4 separate regions of the Mus musculus genome follow, and all the other regions are linked to region 3. A link is a contact called in ENCODE POLR2A ChIA-PET data. All regions are on one chromosome and are shown on one strand. Each heading gives the region's core, a stretch centred on a gene start or an enhancer-like site at or near the end of the contact. The rest is flanking DNA. Distances are from core to core; before and after follow the strand shown.

Region 1 (3,977 bases), core at 373-2,872, 67 kb after region 3:
CATATGACAGCTCACTAACATCAGGATCTGACGCCCTCTTCTGGCTTCCGCAGGCACTGCATGCACGTGGTATATGAATACATACAGGCAAACATTCATACACACAAAACATTAAAAGAAAGCCGCCAAGACTCAAGAGACCTCTCCCCAAGGTTATTTGTTTATTTGACATAGGGTCTCACATATCCCAGGCAATTTGGGATGACTTTCAACTTCTGACCCTTAAAGCTGTGAGTACAGCAGTGGGCTGCTTTGTTCTGTTCTTTTGAAATTTTTTTAGTTTTGTTTGTTTGTTTTTGAGACAGGGTTTCTCTGTGCAGTCCTGGAACTCACTCTGTAGACCAGGCTGGCCTCGAACTCAGAAATCTGCCTGCCTCTGCCTCCCAAGTGCTGGGATTACAGGGATGGCTTAAATTTTTTTAAAAGATTTATTTATTATTATATCTAAGTATACTGTAGCTGTCTTCAGATGCACCAGAAGAGGGCGACAGATCTTACTATGGATGGTTGTGAGCCACCATGTGGTTGCTGGGATTTGAACTCAGGACCTTTGGAAGAGCAGTCGGTGCTCTTAACCACTGAGCCATCTCTCCAGCCTTTTTTAAATTTAACGTTATTTTATGTGTGTGGGTGTTTTGCTTGTTTCTCTGCGTACCACAGATGTGCAATGGCCAGTTCTCTTGGAACTGGAATTAGCTGGTTTGTAAGCCCTCATGTTGGTGCTGGGAATCGAACTCAAGTTTTCTGGAAAAGCAGCAAGCTCTCTTACCAGTGAGCAGCCCCTCTAAGTTTTTGCTGTTTTTTTAAAGACAGGGTCTCTCTATATCCTTGCCTATCCTGGATCTCACTATGTAGACCAGGCTGGCCTCGAACAAATTTCTTTCGATTTTGCTTCCTGGTTGCTGGGATTAAAAGGGTGCCCACCACTCCTGGCCCCCTCCTCATATATTTTTAAGATCCAACTTTTGGCTTCCTCAGGATTACTGATCTTCTACTTTATGGAACATAATACTGTGATAAACTTCATGCATACAATAAATGGTCATCATCGTAATTCTCGAAATTCCATCAGGTTGAGACAGACAGACGCTCAATATTCACTGTCTGCAAAATCCTCCAGAGCTCAAGCAACCCCAAGTAATGTGCTTGCAAAGAAAGAGTTACAGTCCCTTCCTACTCCAAGCATATAGTGTCGGGGGCCAATCCCAGACTAAAAGGGGTTTGTCCTGGTTTCTCCTCCGGGCGCGGCCTTACCGCAGACGCTGAGGCTGCCATCACAACACCCAGGGTTTGGCTGCGGCAGCTCAAACGGAGGAGCCCGGACTTCCCTAAAGAACAAAGTTTTCCTTGGGGCCCCGCCGGGACGCCACACCCTGGCCGGAGGTAGCTCTTCTGACTAGGCCTCTGCGGACTCGGCCGGAGCGCGCTTCCCCGTCCCCAGCCCTCCTTTCCCCTCCCCCCGAAGGTGGCGGTTGGTCGCGCGCCTCTATGCTTTTTCCACCCCCTCCGTTAACAAGGGGCTCCAGGCCCTCTGGGATTGGCTGCGTCAAAGGACATCTGCTCTCAACCTGTTTGATTGGCTGCTATCCGCGCGCGATGCCGCCTCCAATTGGTTAGGTTAGAGCGCCTGCGCGGCGGGGTTCTCGGTCGCCAGCCATTCCTGTGGAGGACTGCGGGTCGTTCGGACGTTTTGCCTGTCGCTGTAGGAGAGGTCCTGTCTCTCCGAGAAGGCGGTTGCGGCGGCAAAATGAAGATTTTTGTGGGCAATGTCGATGGGGCGGATACGACACCGGAGGAGTTGGCAGCTCTCTTCGCGCCCTATGGCACGGTCATGAGCTGCGCCGTCATGAAACAGTTTGCCTTCGTGCACATGCGCGAGAACGCTGGCGCGGTGCGCGCCATCGAGGCCCTGCATGGCCACGAGCTGCGTCCAGGTCGCGCGCTCGTGGTGGAGATGTCGCGCCCGAGGCCCCTGAACACTTGGAAGATTTTCGTGGGCAATGTATCGGCTGCATGTACAAGTCAGGAATTGCGCAGCCTCTTCGAGCGCCGTGGACGCGTCATCGAGTGTGACGTGGTAAAAGGTAACGCGGGAGCGCGCTCGGGAGGGGACACGCGCGGTGCTCTCTGCCTCTTAGCCACGCCCCTCACTCTGGGGTTGGTCCTCAGGGTTGGGAATGATGGGGAAGTGTGCAGGAGCGGGGCCTAAGGTGCTGGGGGCGAGTTGGGTAGAGCCACCCTTCTCCCCTGCGGTCCCAGCAACATTCATCAAGTGGGAGGAGTCGGTTCCGGGCGGGTGCAGTGGCCACTGCAAGCCGAAGCCTCGGGGCTGGGGACGCGCCAGAGATTTGCGAGTGTGCGGGGTTGGGAGGAGGCGCCTTTTCCTGGTTGCATGAGCCTGGCACCAAAATGAAATGGAAAGGGAAGGGCACCAACCGGATTATGGAGCGGTGAAAAGAGTTCGCCACTTCCCCACTTCCTCTCCAGAATTTGGTCAGATCGAGGGAAAAGGGAAAAGGTTGGGTTGAAGCCCCAAGGCCGCTCTGGCGTTCCTTCCCGATGCTTCCCGGAAGGTAGCGGGCCCTTGGTTTCTCGGGTTCGGGCTTTTTTAGTATTGTCTGGAATGAATCTGCTTGTGGGCATGGGAGGGGCCTTTTCGGAACCCCTTTGACCTTTCAGTATTCGATGGGTTAGCCTTGGCGGTTTTGTGCTTTTTAATTCTTTTCCTCCACCCTCCACTTTGTGTTGGGTTTTACAACTTAACAAGTGGAAGCCCCGGTTTTCTGCGTTATTTTTGCATGTGAAAGGGGGCTATTAAGCCTCTCCCTCGTTAGCCTTTTACTTGCTAAGCTGGTGCCTCCGGGCACAGATGTTTATTAGCTTGGTGAGATTGCAAAGGGGAATACTCTGGCTGGGGGGGGGGGGGGTGTTGAGAGGGGCGTGTGAGATTTCTATTAAACTTGGTTTTAACACCATTTATTTAGTTAGTACTTTTTATTGCTTGAATAATTCTTAGGACAGCTTGCTAGTTTGCTATTTCCTTTGAGGAAATGTCTTTTTCAGACCCTGTTGATTTTCATATGTTGGGGTTTTATCTCTTTATCTTTCAAATACCTGCTTTTTTTATGTTGGCAAGATTTTATGAGACACCCAGACCGATGTGGGTTTCACTGATGAGAGTTAACTTTGCCCTGTCATTTTCAACAGTGCACCCTGGGAGTGAGGCCTTGTTTATTCCCTAGTTGTGCTGTTGTTGGATTCATATCTGCTTGTGCCTTGTAAGGAATTTTGAGGACAGGAACTACATGTGGGTATAGGTGCTTGCTCATTCTCATCAAGGGTTCATTTGCTGTTCTGGAAAGTCACAACTTTGGGCCATTCCTTGTCTTTTCAAAGAGGGGGGTGAAGGGTCATAGGATGTGCATTTATAGGAACGAAATGTTTGTTCTGTCTAATACTGCATTCTGTTTCCTTCAATTCAGGTTATATCTGGAATCTGACTTTACTGCAAACTTTAAGCAGGCTGTGTGATTTATGGGTTTTTGCTTCTGTTTAGTGTAAACGAGTGGGAAAGGTCTCAGTTTGGGTACTTGGTCAGCAAATGCATGGGATGTATGAGTTTTTATGAGAGTCTCAATTGACCTATCTAGTTTTTTTTTTGTAGTTCTTAGGTAGTCTGGATGGTAGAGTGGGAGTAGAATTCAGTACCTGAGGGGGACAGACTCCTTTGGAATTTGTATGGTTCAATAAGCTTTTTCTCTGATGGTAGGCCAGAAATTTGCTTGAATTTGTTTGGGACTGGCAGTCAGTGACTGTGGTGGTTGGGATGTAGAACTAGATTCTCTGTGAGAGAAGGTTTGTGCATTTCTTTCCTTTTGAAAACATATTTATAGCAGAACTACACTCTAGGCTGATATGACACAGACTCTATCCTTTGCTGTAAGAGATTTGGTGAGATTTGAACGTACTTCTACTGA
Region 2 (3,941 bases), core at 1,052-3,551, 85 kb after region 3:
TTGAGATCAGGGGAGGGAGGCATCTGTGAATTTTTTGCCATGTTGCTGGGGAACAAACCCAGGTCCTTGCTAGGCAGGACCTTTTCAACCAGCAGCATATCTATGTTAGTGAAAATTCAGTCCCTTCCTTATGGTTATCAAAAAGTTATCTCATACATGAGTTTCTTAGTTAACAAGTATTTGAGTGTCTTTCATGTTATCAGGGTAGTTCCAACATTGAGGCCATATAATATAGGAAGTGAACAAGATAGAGTTTCAAGTGATAGTATATTATTTGTGAAAGTAAATAGTTATAAGTCATGCCTTTAGATGGATTGGCCAGTAAAAAATCTGAAGAAAGAATAATGTATTCTTTTTTTTTTTTTTTTTTCGAGACAGGGTCTCTCTGTGTAGCCCTGGCTGTCCTGGAACTCATTCTGTAGACCAGGCTGGCTTGGAACTTGGAAATCCGCCTGCCTCTGCCTCCCAAGTGCTGGGATTAAAGGTGTGCGCCAACAGGCCTGGCCTGAATAATGTATTCTGAATAGGTAGAGACAATAAAGCCAGTCTATCTGGAGGGCTGGTAATAACTAAGGAGACTGGATGGGTAGGTTTGTTAGACCACGAAGCTTGGATCCCCGTCCCCGGTTTTTCCTTTAGACCAAGTCACACTATATAGGCCTGGCAAGCTTGGGACTTGCTGTATAGACCGTCTGGCATTTAACTCCAGCGGTGGTATTGTCTGGAGACTATTTCCACTTGGGGATTGGTCACAGGGTGAGGGCTGTCTGTCTGTCTGCACACTGTGGGGATAGTGGTTCCCTTGGCTTGTTAGCAGGCTCTTCCCCTTCAGACCGGGAGCCAGTCCAGTTTAGTGGAGTGAATTGGTCTTGTTTGCTACTGTAACCCCAACCTCCAGGAATTTTGGCATAAGAAAGATGATTAAACTGAGAGAAAATGATTTCTATACCCTATGCATTTCTGGGTGCATATTGAGATGTGGCTGTGCATTTTAGATCCCCTCTGAAAGGGCCTGTGCAGGACAGCAGAACTTGTATTACAGATCTCAGGTGGCTTTTACTCAGTCTCAGGTGCTGCAGAATGAAGCCATGGCCATATTTAATGTCATATTGTTACTTTTTAAGGGGCCTATTTCCTAGCCTTAAATTATAGACTAATTTTCTGCTATAGAATCCAGTAGCTTATTTTCTGTCTCTGCCTTTTGTTTGACTTTTTCTTTCTTTTGTGGCAGTTTTGGGAGGTAGTATGCTCTATTTGTTATTTTACTCCCAATCATCCTGTTCTCATGAAGTTCCCCCTGCTTTCTGCCTGTTCACCTTTAAGTTCTCCATTCAGCACCTTTCCCGGTTATCTCCATCTTAAGAAGCTGCGTTGCAGAGGGTCATGACTAAAGTTGCTTGCTCAATGAGTATGGGATTATGTGAAGCAGCCAGTGGGTGAGAAAAATGTGATGAGGGAATTTGGACCCTGTGAAGAATGTTCGTTTGTACTTGTTTACAGCTGATTGTCACAAGCCTTTTTTCCAAGGTCAGTTTTAGGGAATTTAAACTTAGTTTTGGCTAATGGAGCCCAATAAAACCAAACAAAATCAAAAATTGCTGTTCCCGTTTTTTGTTTTGTTTTTTGTTTCTTCTCTTGGCGGGGTGAAGTTGGGGTGGGATGGGGTGTCGATTTTCAATCTCTGTTTTTCACACCTTTTGGGGAGGTGGGAGGCTGTTTCCTAAAGGGAACCTTAACCCCTGTGTCTCCTACGTCTCTGACCACCCTATTGTCTGGGCCATTGAACTGTTATCGAAGCTGGATCCACTGACTGTTTTAGAGTTTTAAAATTACATAAAGATACTTATAATTTTGGTAACTTGAGACTCAGAAGGACTACATTGGAAAGTGGGGGTTGCTTTTTAAGTAGGGGCGGGAGCTTGGCTATCGCCGGGAGGTCTGGGTAGGTTGACTGATGCAATATCCACGTTGCGGGGCGTGGTGACGCTCAGCTAGGGACCGGTGCGGAATTGTGGTGACAGAACTTGAATTTTGTCAGGATGTGCACGTGTAAGTGACAAAATGTGAAAGCTTAACAAAGTTGGGAGCCACGAAGCTACAGGTTGCCCCACTGACGCACGGCACCTTGTTCATTCTGCCTAATGGCTGGCCGCGCTTTGAAGAATTCCGCGTTTCTAGCTCCACCTTCAGATGGACCTCTTGCCCAATCAGTGGCTTCAGTTTCACTAGGCTGGGTGCTCATTGGCTTTCATATAAAAGGTCCAGGTTACTGACGTTTCCACCTCTTCCTGGCCTCTCAGGTAATTGGCGTTCCGGGTAACCAATCAGGAAGAGGATCTCCGGGAACGCCAGCCTTTTACTTTACCGAACGGCCAATCCGGTGGGTAGGTTCACCCCTCTTTCTACCCAGAGTCACTGCTGTGGCCGCCGCCATTTTAGCGTTTTGTCAGAACCGTCCGCGCTGCAAGGAGGAGGACCTGCAGGTATCCATGCGGTGAGATACTCCACGTTCTTCCACTGTGTTCTTTTCTCTGTTAAAAAAACTTACCTGACTCCGGTGGGTGTCAGGGTTGGCATAGTGGGGTTGCGGTCTGCGCACCCGTCCCTGAGAGCCGACATCGGTCCTCGACTTAGTGCGGTAAGCCTGAAACAACCTTCCTCCAAGTCCTCGTTCTCTACTCCCGGAATAGCTTTCTTTTGTCCACCTTACCCTCTGCTTTGCTCAATCTTCTTTGGGGTTTCCACCTAGATAAATCTTAGATTTAGGCTGGAGAATCTGTCATGCCCTGGGCATTGTTGGCTTCCTCACCAAACTGTAGCACCAGTCTTTGACCAGTTCTTCTGTAGGAGCCTGTAATGACATGCCCCACCCCCACCCCCACCCCAGAGGACTCCTCCTACTCGGGCATTTTCTATATTTCCCTGCTTTTTATCTGGTTGATCCCGGAACTCACTACTCCGAGTGAAATTCCCACTTTTCCGGAAATGGTTGCTAAGAGAGGAAGAGCTAATTTGAAGTAATTATAATTAGCAAGTCTAGTAGTTAGAATCTTGTTTTCAAATGTCAAAGTGAGTAGCTCTCAGTACCTGTAGCATTTTTTTTATTTATGCTGAAAACTTAGAGCGTTATTCCTTTGTCTGGGGCAGGGGAAGTGTAACTCAGTGGCGGAATACTTGCCTATAATGTACCGTGCTGTAGGTTGGAGCCACACCGCAAAATCCCCTTTGTCTACAAAAGTCTGCCTTGTTACATTTTTCCTCTTTATAGAACTTCTTGTGAGAAATAGAAGCAGGCTCTTGTTGAACTCCACATTTGTTACTGATTGGAGATGTAAGAGCATGCCTGTAGGAGAAAACTTTTGGGACTATGTGCTAAAGTGAAAGGAGATGATGGGAGCCATTTATTTATTTGATTTTTTTTTTCCCTTTTTTTAACAGTTGCTATGGACTTGAGGTCTTCTCCTAAAAATCTTGTTTCTCTACTTGCAGGCTGTGTGGAGATGGTGAAGCTGTTCATTGGAAATCTGCCCCGGGAGGCCACAGAGCAGGAGATCCGCTCACTCTTCGAGCAGTACGGGAAGGTGCTGGAATGTGACATCATTAAGAATTATGGCTTTGTGCACATAGAGGACAAGACGGCCGCTGAGGATGCCATACGCAACCTGCACCACTACAAGCTGCACGGAGTGAACATCAATGTGGAAGCCAGCAAGAATAAGAGCAAAGCTTCAACCAAGTTACACGTGGGCAACATCAGCCCCACTTGTACCAACCAAGAGCTTCGGGCCAAGTTTGAGGAGTACGGCCCAGTCATCGAATGTGACATCGTGAAAGATTATGCCTTTGTACACATGGAGCGGGCAGAGGATGCGGTGGAGGCCATCAGGGGCCTCGACAACACAGAGTTTCAAGGTGAATCACTCTTTTGGAGTGCTCAGTAC
Region 3 (4,312 bases), core at 59-2,558:
GCCTGTGACACACCTTCTGAAAAGCAAAGTTTGCAAAGGCCTGGCAGTACTTCCACCACTAACATCTTTCTCCCTCTCCACTCCAGTCGCTGACCTTGTGGTTCTGGAATATTCTGGGCATACTGTGGCTTCTGCCTTTTCTTGGTCTGCTTCCCTCTCCCAGAAACCAGTTCAAAATTTCCCAAGTGGCTGACTCCACCGCAAATGCCTGAGTGATGTCCACCTATTTATTTTTAGTTTTTAGTTGCAAGTGGACAAGTTAGTCTTAATATATTTGTGGATGCTATGGCTTTTTAGTAAAATGTAAATTAATTAATCAAGCTAATTAACCTAAAGCTAATCACCTAAAAGTCTTGTACTGAAAATTGACCATCTATTTAAAATTGAAACTTTATGCTGGAGAGATGGCTCAGTGGTTAAAGGCATTTGCTTCGCAGACTTGATGGCCTGTTCACTCTTCTGAACCCACGTGGTAGGAGAGAACAAACTCCCGAAAATTGTCCTCCGACCTCCACCTGTGTACCCCGGCATGCGCGCCTGGGACCGGACACACATCACACATACAGACACAAATAATAAAGATAACTTCTCGCCTCTTTTACCCTGCTCTGTTTTTTGTTTCTGTATCATTCTTGAGCATCTAGTTTACGCAATTTGCTTTTTTTTTATTGGCTTATTATTATCTTTATTATCTGCACCTTCCGCCACTGAAATCAACTCCAGGAGGTCGGGCATCTGTTTTCACTTGAGTCCTAGGAACAGTGGCTGCTCAATATCTGAATGAATAAGTAGCGGGTGCCAGGCTCTAAAGGAGTTCTATGGCTCTAACAACCCGGATGCTAACGTCATCTGGTTACTGACACCTCAAGTTCTGGGTCCTTTCTTGGTACCAGCGACCACCAGACCCCCTGCTTCTGCCCGCCGACTCCCGGAGCCCAACACTCACGCCCAGCCCTGTCCCAGGCCGCGGCCAGCCAGCATCACCCCCCGAATGCTGGGATCCGAGCGGAGGAAGAGCACCACGTTGCCCAGCAGATTGAGCAGCTGATAAGCAGCTAGCGCCAGTTGCAAGGCCCGGGCCAGTGGTCCCAGCGGGGGTGGCCCAGGCCCCAGCACCATCACGTAGGCCAGCTCCAGGACCACGACGGCGGCCCACAGCGCGGTGAGTACCAGTGGCATCCGCGCGGGCGCTCCTTCTGCGCCCCGAGCTGCCCAGGACTCCCCCATGGTCGGACCCACCGGCTTTCCGATCGCTGGGATCCCACTGCTTCCGCATTGGGGAGGGCCTAGCAGCGAACTGACGTCTCCTGCAACCAATAGGAGCTCCGCAGGGGGTGCGTTGCGCGCGCCAGACTTATAGGGAGGGGCCACAGATACGGAGAAGTGATTGGCTAACTGACCAGATGTTCGAAAATCTGATTGGTGATGCTGCCCAGGTGTCAAAAAGAAGCAGTCCGCCCAGCGTACTGCAGTAGCCGCCCCTGGTGTGGCTTGCTGCCACTCCATGAGGATTGAGTTGCAGCCCCCGGGGCGTCGGGGTTTCCCGGCTCAGCACATTCTCCCTACACTCCTCTACAGCCGCCCCGGTATTAATAGACCTGGCTGGCCCTATCATCTGGCCCTGAGCCTTTCCCCATGCTCGGGTGTCTCCATCACCCTAGAAAACTCCCCAAACAACTTGTTGACTTGCTGTTACAGACTGTGAAATAGAAATAGGGGTCTGTTTCTCGAGCGCAATGCTTAGGAGGGACAGACTCAGGTCCAAGGGGCAGCCTTTAGGATGCCTACAGCCACCACTTGGAATCCACTTAATAGATGAGGAAACAAAGTCCATGGCTGTCCCAAGATCACACAGCAAGTTAACCACAGAGCTAAAATGCGAACCCACTATCTAGGCCAGTAGTCATCCCAGCATCCCCCGCGATTCCGCAATCTTTGACTCCAGCACAATCTCTTCTCTGGTCCAGTTCCCAACCTCCCTCGCCCCCTATCTGGCCCCACCCACGTACCCCATATTTAGTACGAACCCGATCTGGGGGCTGGACCGGGCCCTACTTAACCCGGCCTGAGTGTGCAGGAGCTCGCCCAGTGAAGCAGAGCGGAGCCAAGAGCCTGAGCAAGATGATGATGGTTATGCAGCCCGAGGGTCTGGGGGCCGGGGAGGGGCCCTTCTCTGGCGGTGGGGGCGGCGAGTACATGGAACAGGAGGAGGACTGGGACCGCGACTTGCTGTTGGACCCGGCCTGGGAGAAACAGCAGCGGAAAGTGAGTGCTCACCCATTTCCCAAAGGCAAAAACTGAGGCTGGGAGGCCAGGCAGTTCTTCTCGGGCATCTGGGCAGTTCAAGGTCAGAGCCTGGCTGTAATCTAGAGTGCAGCTCCCCAAACCAGGCTCTGCCCACCAGCTATATGCTGTCCTCAAAGATCAGAAGAGTTCTCATAGGGATTTAGGATATCAAGGACACCGTGGAGTCCCTCAGTGACTCCCCAATAACTTTAAGCCCACTGCCCCTCTTGTGTTGGTGAAAGTGGATTTTGGACAAGGTCCAAGAGACCCAACTCATTCTTGGATGGGAGGTGAGGGGTTCTCAGAAAGTTATGTTCCTTTAGTCTCCAGTTAAGTATCCCTAGACCCCATCCTGAGGAGAACATGCCAGACACACAACCAGTGGATTTGGGGTGTAGGAGAGAACAGCTGTCTCATATTCTTTCCCATCCTCTACTCTGTCTTCTGCTATGGGTGGATCCCTCTACTGGCTTGACAATGGAGGAAATTGAGGCCCAGAAAAGGGCACAGATAGGCAGGCAGCCTGTTGTGTACTGAGGAAGAAAAGAATGCCCCCATCTGAGGGTCTTTGTTCCTTGCCTCACCCCACTCTTTCCCAAGATTCCCCTCCCTGTCTAGAAGCCCTGAGTCTGCTGAAAAGGCCAGAAGGTCAGGAGGAGGGGAGCCCCGGCTCCCCTTACCAGTAACCTAACCCAGGCTCCCACATGGACACTTGTGCTGAGGCAGCGCCTTTGTGGGAGCTCAAGAGGGCCATGAGGGCAGCCATTGCCCAGGCTCAGCCTTGCAGGGCACTGCCCCCTCCTTCCCTGGATCATTTCACCCCTGGCTACCAAGAGGAGGGAGCAGGACACCTGGGTTCCCTGAAGAGAAAATGATTCCATCCGAACTGAGGAATTTTTGGGGTTCTGAAGGCCAGGCTTAGGGTGAGCACCATGAAGCCATGGAACCTGCCTTTTGCCAATTGTGCGTGCTTTTAGGAAAGTAGAGGGCATTGCAGACCTGAGAACCCCAGAATTTACAAGCAGATCGTTTCCGCTGTGTTAGATGACAGGAGCTGACTGCGGGGGGGGGGGGGGGGGGTGAGAAGCCTGAGCTGAATGGAATGAGGCCTGGGATGATCCACCCTCCCCCCCAGCCCCCTCCCCCTCCCCCTGCACCTGTCTCCAAGCATGGCTGTGGTCCCTGAGTTCCTGCAATCCCCGGGTGATGTCATCCCTGCCCCTGGCTCCAGCTGCCCTTTGCTCCTCAACAGCCCTCCCCCTCTCCCTCCCCCTCCCAGATCACAGTCTGTGTGTTCCCACCACAACAGCTGGCAGTCTCTTTCTTGCCTTTGTCATCTAAAGTATCAGAACCATCCTTTCATTCCAATTTCTAGCCACCCATGTCCATCAACGATCTCCACCACCAACCCAAGTCCACCATTAATCCATCAACAGAACGGGGCAGATGCTCTGAAAACCAGTTAGCATGCCCTGTGTGTGGGTGGACATGTGCGTTTTCTTCCCTCGGTCCGCTTTGTTTATCTCAAAGCTGTAACATCCTGTGGTACAGCAGGTACCACCCTGCCCCATCCATCCCTGCTCCTGCATTCATCTTCACTTACCAGTGACTCCAATATCTATGGTTCCCAGCTTCGGAACATTCTGTTCTCCCCTGATACCAGAGTCCACTGTGGTTGACAGTATTAAAAAAAATTGGTTCATAAACATTTCTAGGCATTTTTAAAAGGTCTCACGTAACCCAAGATGGTCTTGAATTCTGATCCCCAGCCTCCACTTTAAAAAAAAAATTATGGGATTTCCTCACTTTATTTTATGTATGTTTTGCCTGCATATATGTATGTGCCTTACTTCCATGTGTGGTGCCTGCGGAGGTCAGAATAGGGTATCAGATTCCCTGGACCTGGAGTTACGGGTGGTAATGAGACGTCAAACAGATGTGGGGAATTGAACCCGGGTCTTCTGCAAGAGCACAAGTGCTCTTAATCACATAGCAACTCTCCAGGTCTTTCTCTCCTTTCTAAGTG
Region 4 (3,765 bases), core at 68-2,567, 120 kb after region 3:
AAGGCTTACTTCCCCAGAGTGAATTATGCTAAGAGTAGTAAACATAACCTGTTCTTTGCATTTAAAAGAATGGCAGAAGCCACTCTTGAAGCCCTGTGGTCTTGTGTTCTTCCCTCTGCCTTGAGCTAGAGACTCCACGAAGGTCTGCCACCCAATCCCCAGAACAGTTCACCTTGAAACTCTGTGTTGTCGAGGCCCCTGATGGCCTCCACCGCATCCTCTGCCCGCTCCATGTGTACAAAGGCATAATCTTTCACGATGTCACATTCGATGACTGGGCCGTACTCCTCAAACTTGGCCCGAAGCTCTTGGTTGGTACAAGTGGGGCTGATGTTGCCCACGTGTAACTTGGTTGAAGCTTTGCTCTTATTCTTGCTGGCTTCCACATTGATGTTCACTCCGTGCAGCTTGTAGTGGTGCAGGTTGCGTATGGCATCCTCAGCGGCCGTCTTGTCCTCTATGTGCACAAAGCCATAATTCTTAATGATGTCACATTCCAGCACCTTCCCGTACTGCTCGAAGAGTGAGCGGATCTCCTGCTCTGTGGCCTCCCGGGGCAGATTTCCAATGAACAGCTTCACCATCCTGACAAGAGCCTGGCAGAGAAGAAACAAGATTTTAAAAGTCAGGTGTGAAGTGAGAAACTGACACTACAGCACACCCCGACCCTCACAGTTCTTTTTGAGAGAGGAACTGCTGTGTGACAATGCCAACAGAAGGTCGGGGGTCAGAATGCACAACAAGGTCTAAGATATATATCCGTGAGGTCAGGCACATTGACTCTACAAGGTTAGCTCCTTCACGGTTTAGCACAGGGATGAAAGACAAGTGGAAGGCATGAAGTATCTGAATGTCCCTAGTTACGGGTTTTTGGAGGGAAATCTGTGTACCTCTCCACAGCGCGGTATCCCCTCCCACCATACTCCAAGAACGAAAGCCCTCTTTCACCCAACACTGGACCCCTATCCTCAGCGGCCCAACCTCCGCTGCAACATCCCAACAAAGACTCGGCCCGACCCCTGCCCCGCCCCCTCCGGAGACCCGGCCCCGCCTCCTTTCCTTGTCTTCCCGGGACCTTCCTCAGAAGATGAGTGGCCCCAAACCCGAGCCTTCCCGGCCCTCCGAGGTCCGGCCCAGTCCGCTCCAGGGCTTCCCACACACCCACAGCATCCTCTCCTACCTCCGGGTGGTGCCGGCGGTGGCGGCGGGTCCCGCGTCAGAGAGAACCCTACAAAATGGCGACGGCCGCTCGAGCCTCGGCGCGACCGGGCGCTTTCTCGCGCGCCAGCTCACGCACGCGCGAGTGCGCGCTGCCTGCCTCCCCTCCCCCTCGCAGGAGCGGGGCGACCAATCCTGCGGCCGCACACAACTGTCCGCCCCCCGTGCGGGGGCGGGGTCATGTGGTGACGGCACTGCGGAGCGAAGGTCAGCCCGCCCCCAGCCCGGGCTAGCCAATCACCGCCTTGGGAGTGGGTCGCGGCTTGCGCGTCAAGGGGGCTCAGGAAGCAACCATTGCCTTGGCAAAACCGTAAGGCCCGGGGGAGTCTCTAAGCATCACAATGGATCGTGGTATTGGGCGCACTGTCGAGGGGGCTGATGACAAAGGGTTGTGTCACTGGGCCCGCTAGAAGGGGGTTTTCTCAACCTCTGGCTGCTGAGAGCGATACTTCAGAAACCCAGGCACTACCACATCTTAACCTAATCTCTCCCTTGTTTGGGTAGGAAGGGGTAAGAATTCCCGTAAAACAATTTAATTTTCACTGCAATAGTGTTGTTCATTGGTGAAGAAGCTGAGACTGAGAGTGGAGTAGAAAGATAATCTGGGTTAGAACTAGGTTAGGTCTGAGGGAGGCATTTCTCTATCCAAACTATACTTTGTCATGTTTATTCATGAATATACGTGGGCTGGCTTTCCCTCGTAGTATCTGTCTATCCTGGTTCCTGAAATGTGGTGAGCATTACCAAGGAATACGTTGTCCAGAGGTCCAGGGAGAATCCAGGTTTGGGGAATGAGTGACAAGGGTTCCGCATCCGTCCCAAGCTGCCTGAGGCACAGGCAATTGTCAGGCTCCAGACTCTCTGTTGCGGTCCAAGGGCACCTCCTGGTGGCAAGCAGGGTACCAGCTTGGTGGATCACTATCACAAAGCAGCGGGCTTACAGACATTGAGGGATTGAATTCATCTCCTAGAAGAGGCACCGGGATGGTTGTTAGACCATCCCCATTGTTGTCAAAACAATTCCCCATTGTGGTAGTTCCAACACCAGCTCCTCCAATAGTATAGAGATCAGTTCCCCGAGTTGACTTCCTGCACCCAAGCTACTTGGAAACATTTCTTTACCAAATCCATGTTTCCCACTCATTTCAGAAGGCATTGTCTAATTGTAATTACACATTTTTAAAATTAATTTTTTTTGGTTTGTTTTTCGAGATGGGGTTTTCTGGCAGTCTTGGCTGTCCTGGAACCTCCTCGGGATCTGCTATCACCTAACCTTGTACATTGTATTTTGGGATCTCTTCCCAAATTTGTGGGGGCTCCACAACTAATGCTCTACTAACAGTTCCCATTTTTTTCTTTTTTAAGATTTATTTATTTATTTATTATATGTAAGTACACTGTAGCTGTCCTCAGACACTTCAGAAGAGAGAGTCAGATCTCGCTATGGATGGTTATGAGCCACCATGTGGTTGCTGAGATTTGAACTCCTGACCTTCGGAAGAGCAGTCCGGTGCTCTTACCCACTGAGCCATCTCACCAGCCCAGTTCCCATTTTTCTATACAATTTCATTTCACCCCCTTTCTCCCTCCCTGCCTCTTTTAGACATGGCTTTTCTGTGTAGTCAAGGCTGTCCAAGAACTGGCTGTGTAATCCAGACTAGCCTTGAACTCACACTCCTACCTCAGCCTCCCAAGTGCTGGTTAATTACAGGTGTGTGATATCATTTCTAGCCTCCAGTTTTATCGTTTTTTATTATGTGAGTTGGGTGGTGATGAGCACATTCAGGCGGCTCTGTGAGTTGGAGGCCAGCCTGGTCTAAGAGCAACTTCCAGAACACTAAGGGCTACAGAGAGAAGCAATGTCTCAAACAAACAGACAAAACAAAACCCCATACCCCAAGACAACCAAACCAAACCAAACCCTAACATGTGTAAGTAGTACCAAGTTCCCAGAAAAAAAGAAAAAAAGAAAAAAGCCCTGCTAGAATATCCTCCACTTGGAACACAGAGGCACTATGTTTGTCTGTTCTGTTTTTCCTGTCATTACCAAGGTCTGGTAGTAACTTTTCTAATTTTTGTCAGTTGAAAAGGTGTAAAGTTTTATTCACAACTCGACGTAGTTTGTTTTTGTCTTGTTTCTAATGAATTTCAAAATACCTTGTTCTTATCATTTGTGCGAATGTACATTTCCTGCTTTCCGTCTTCTGTCTGGATTTTAGGTCTCAGCCTTTGGGTTGAGCTGTCGAGTTTTCCTCATATTGTAGCTATTTCTACTTGGTTCAGATATCTTGTCATTACACTAATAGCTTTGTTTTTTGAGGGAAATATTTTTAATGTAACCAAATTATTGTTTCCTAAAGCTTTCTCTTTTATGTTCTCTTTAAGATACCCTCTCCTACCACAGCTCATGTAGATAGTCTATTCTCTTCCATTCCTATTACCTTTCACTCTTAGATCTGTGGTCCAGTTTGAACAGTGCCATACAATAGAGATACAATGAGTCATATAAGTAATTCGTGATAAACTGTGAAAATGGTCTGTGGGTTC

The links. ChIA-PET counts read pairs that join two places held with the same protein, here RNA polymerase II (POLR2A).
Region 1: POLR2A ChIA-PET joins it to region 3 with 26 read pairs in embryonic stem cell. The contact joins the promoter of Rbm14 here to the promoter of Zdhhc24 in region 3. POLR2A ChIA-PET finds 5 or more read pairs at or near these places in 4 of 5 experiments (Patski and embryonic stem cell).
Region 2: POLR2A ChIA-PET joins it to region 3 with 10 read pairs in embryonic stem cell. The contact joins the promoter of Rbm4 here to the promoter of Zdhhc24 in region 3. POLR2A ChIA-PET finds 5 or more read pairs at or near these places in 4 of 5 experiments (Patski and embryonic stem cell).
Region 4: POLR2A ChIA-PET joins it to region 3 with 10 read pairs in Patski. The contact joins the promoter of Rbm4b here to the promoter of Zdhhc24 in region 3. POLR2A ChIA-PET finds 5 or more read pairs at or near these places in 2 of 5 experiments (Patski and embryonic stem cell).

The regions. Positions count from the first base shown.
Region 1 is chr19:4,809,279-4,813,255 of GRCm38, reverse strand. It overlaps Rbm14 (RNA binding motif protein 14), which reads left to right and starts at 1,622. Exons shown (of 3, transcript NM_019869.3): 1 at 1,622-2,084. The coding sequence starts at 1,748. It overlaps Gm21992 (predicted gene 21992), which reads left to right and starts at 1,657. Exons shown (of 3, transcript NR_157185.1): 1 at 1,657-2,084.
Region 2 is chr19:4,792,369-4,796,309 of GRCm38, reverse strand. It overlaps Rbm4 (RNA binding motif protein 4), which reads left to right and starts at 2,301. Exons shown (of 4, transcript NM_001290122.1): 1 at 2,301-2,494; 2 at 3,490-3,912. The coding sequence starts at 3,501. Gm21992 (predicted gene 21992) reads left to right here. Exons shown (of 3, transcript NR_157185.1): 2 at 2,301-2,494.
Region 3 is chr19:4,875,664-4,879,975 of GRCm38, reverse strand. It overlaps Zdhhc24 (zinc finger, DHHC domain containing 24), which reads right to left and starts at 1,308. Exons shown (of 3, transcript NM_027476.3): 1 at 947-1,308. The coding sequence starts at 1,227. Actn3 (actinin alpha 3) reads left to right here and starts at 2,067. Exons shown (of 21, transcript NM_013456.2): 1 at 2,067-2,265. The coding sequence starts at 2,122.
Region 4 is chr19:4,754,077-4,757,841 of GRCm38, reverse strand. It overlaps Rbm4b (RNA binding motif protein 4B), which reads right to left and starts at 1,317. Exons shown (of 4, transcript NM_025717.3): 1 at 1,181-1,317; 2 at 173-596. The coding sequence starts at 584. The region is part of intron 2 of Gm21992 (predicted gene 21992); the gene reads left to right.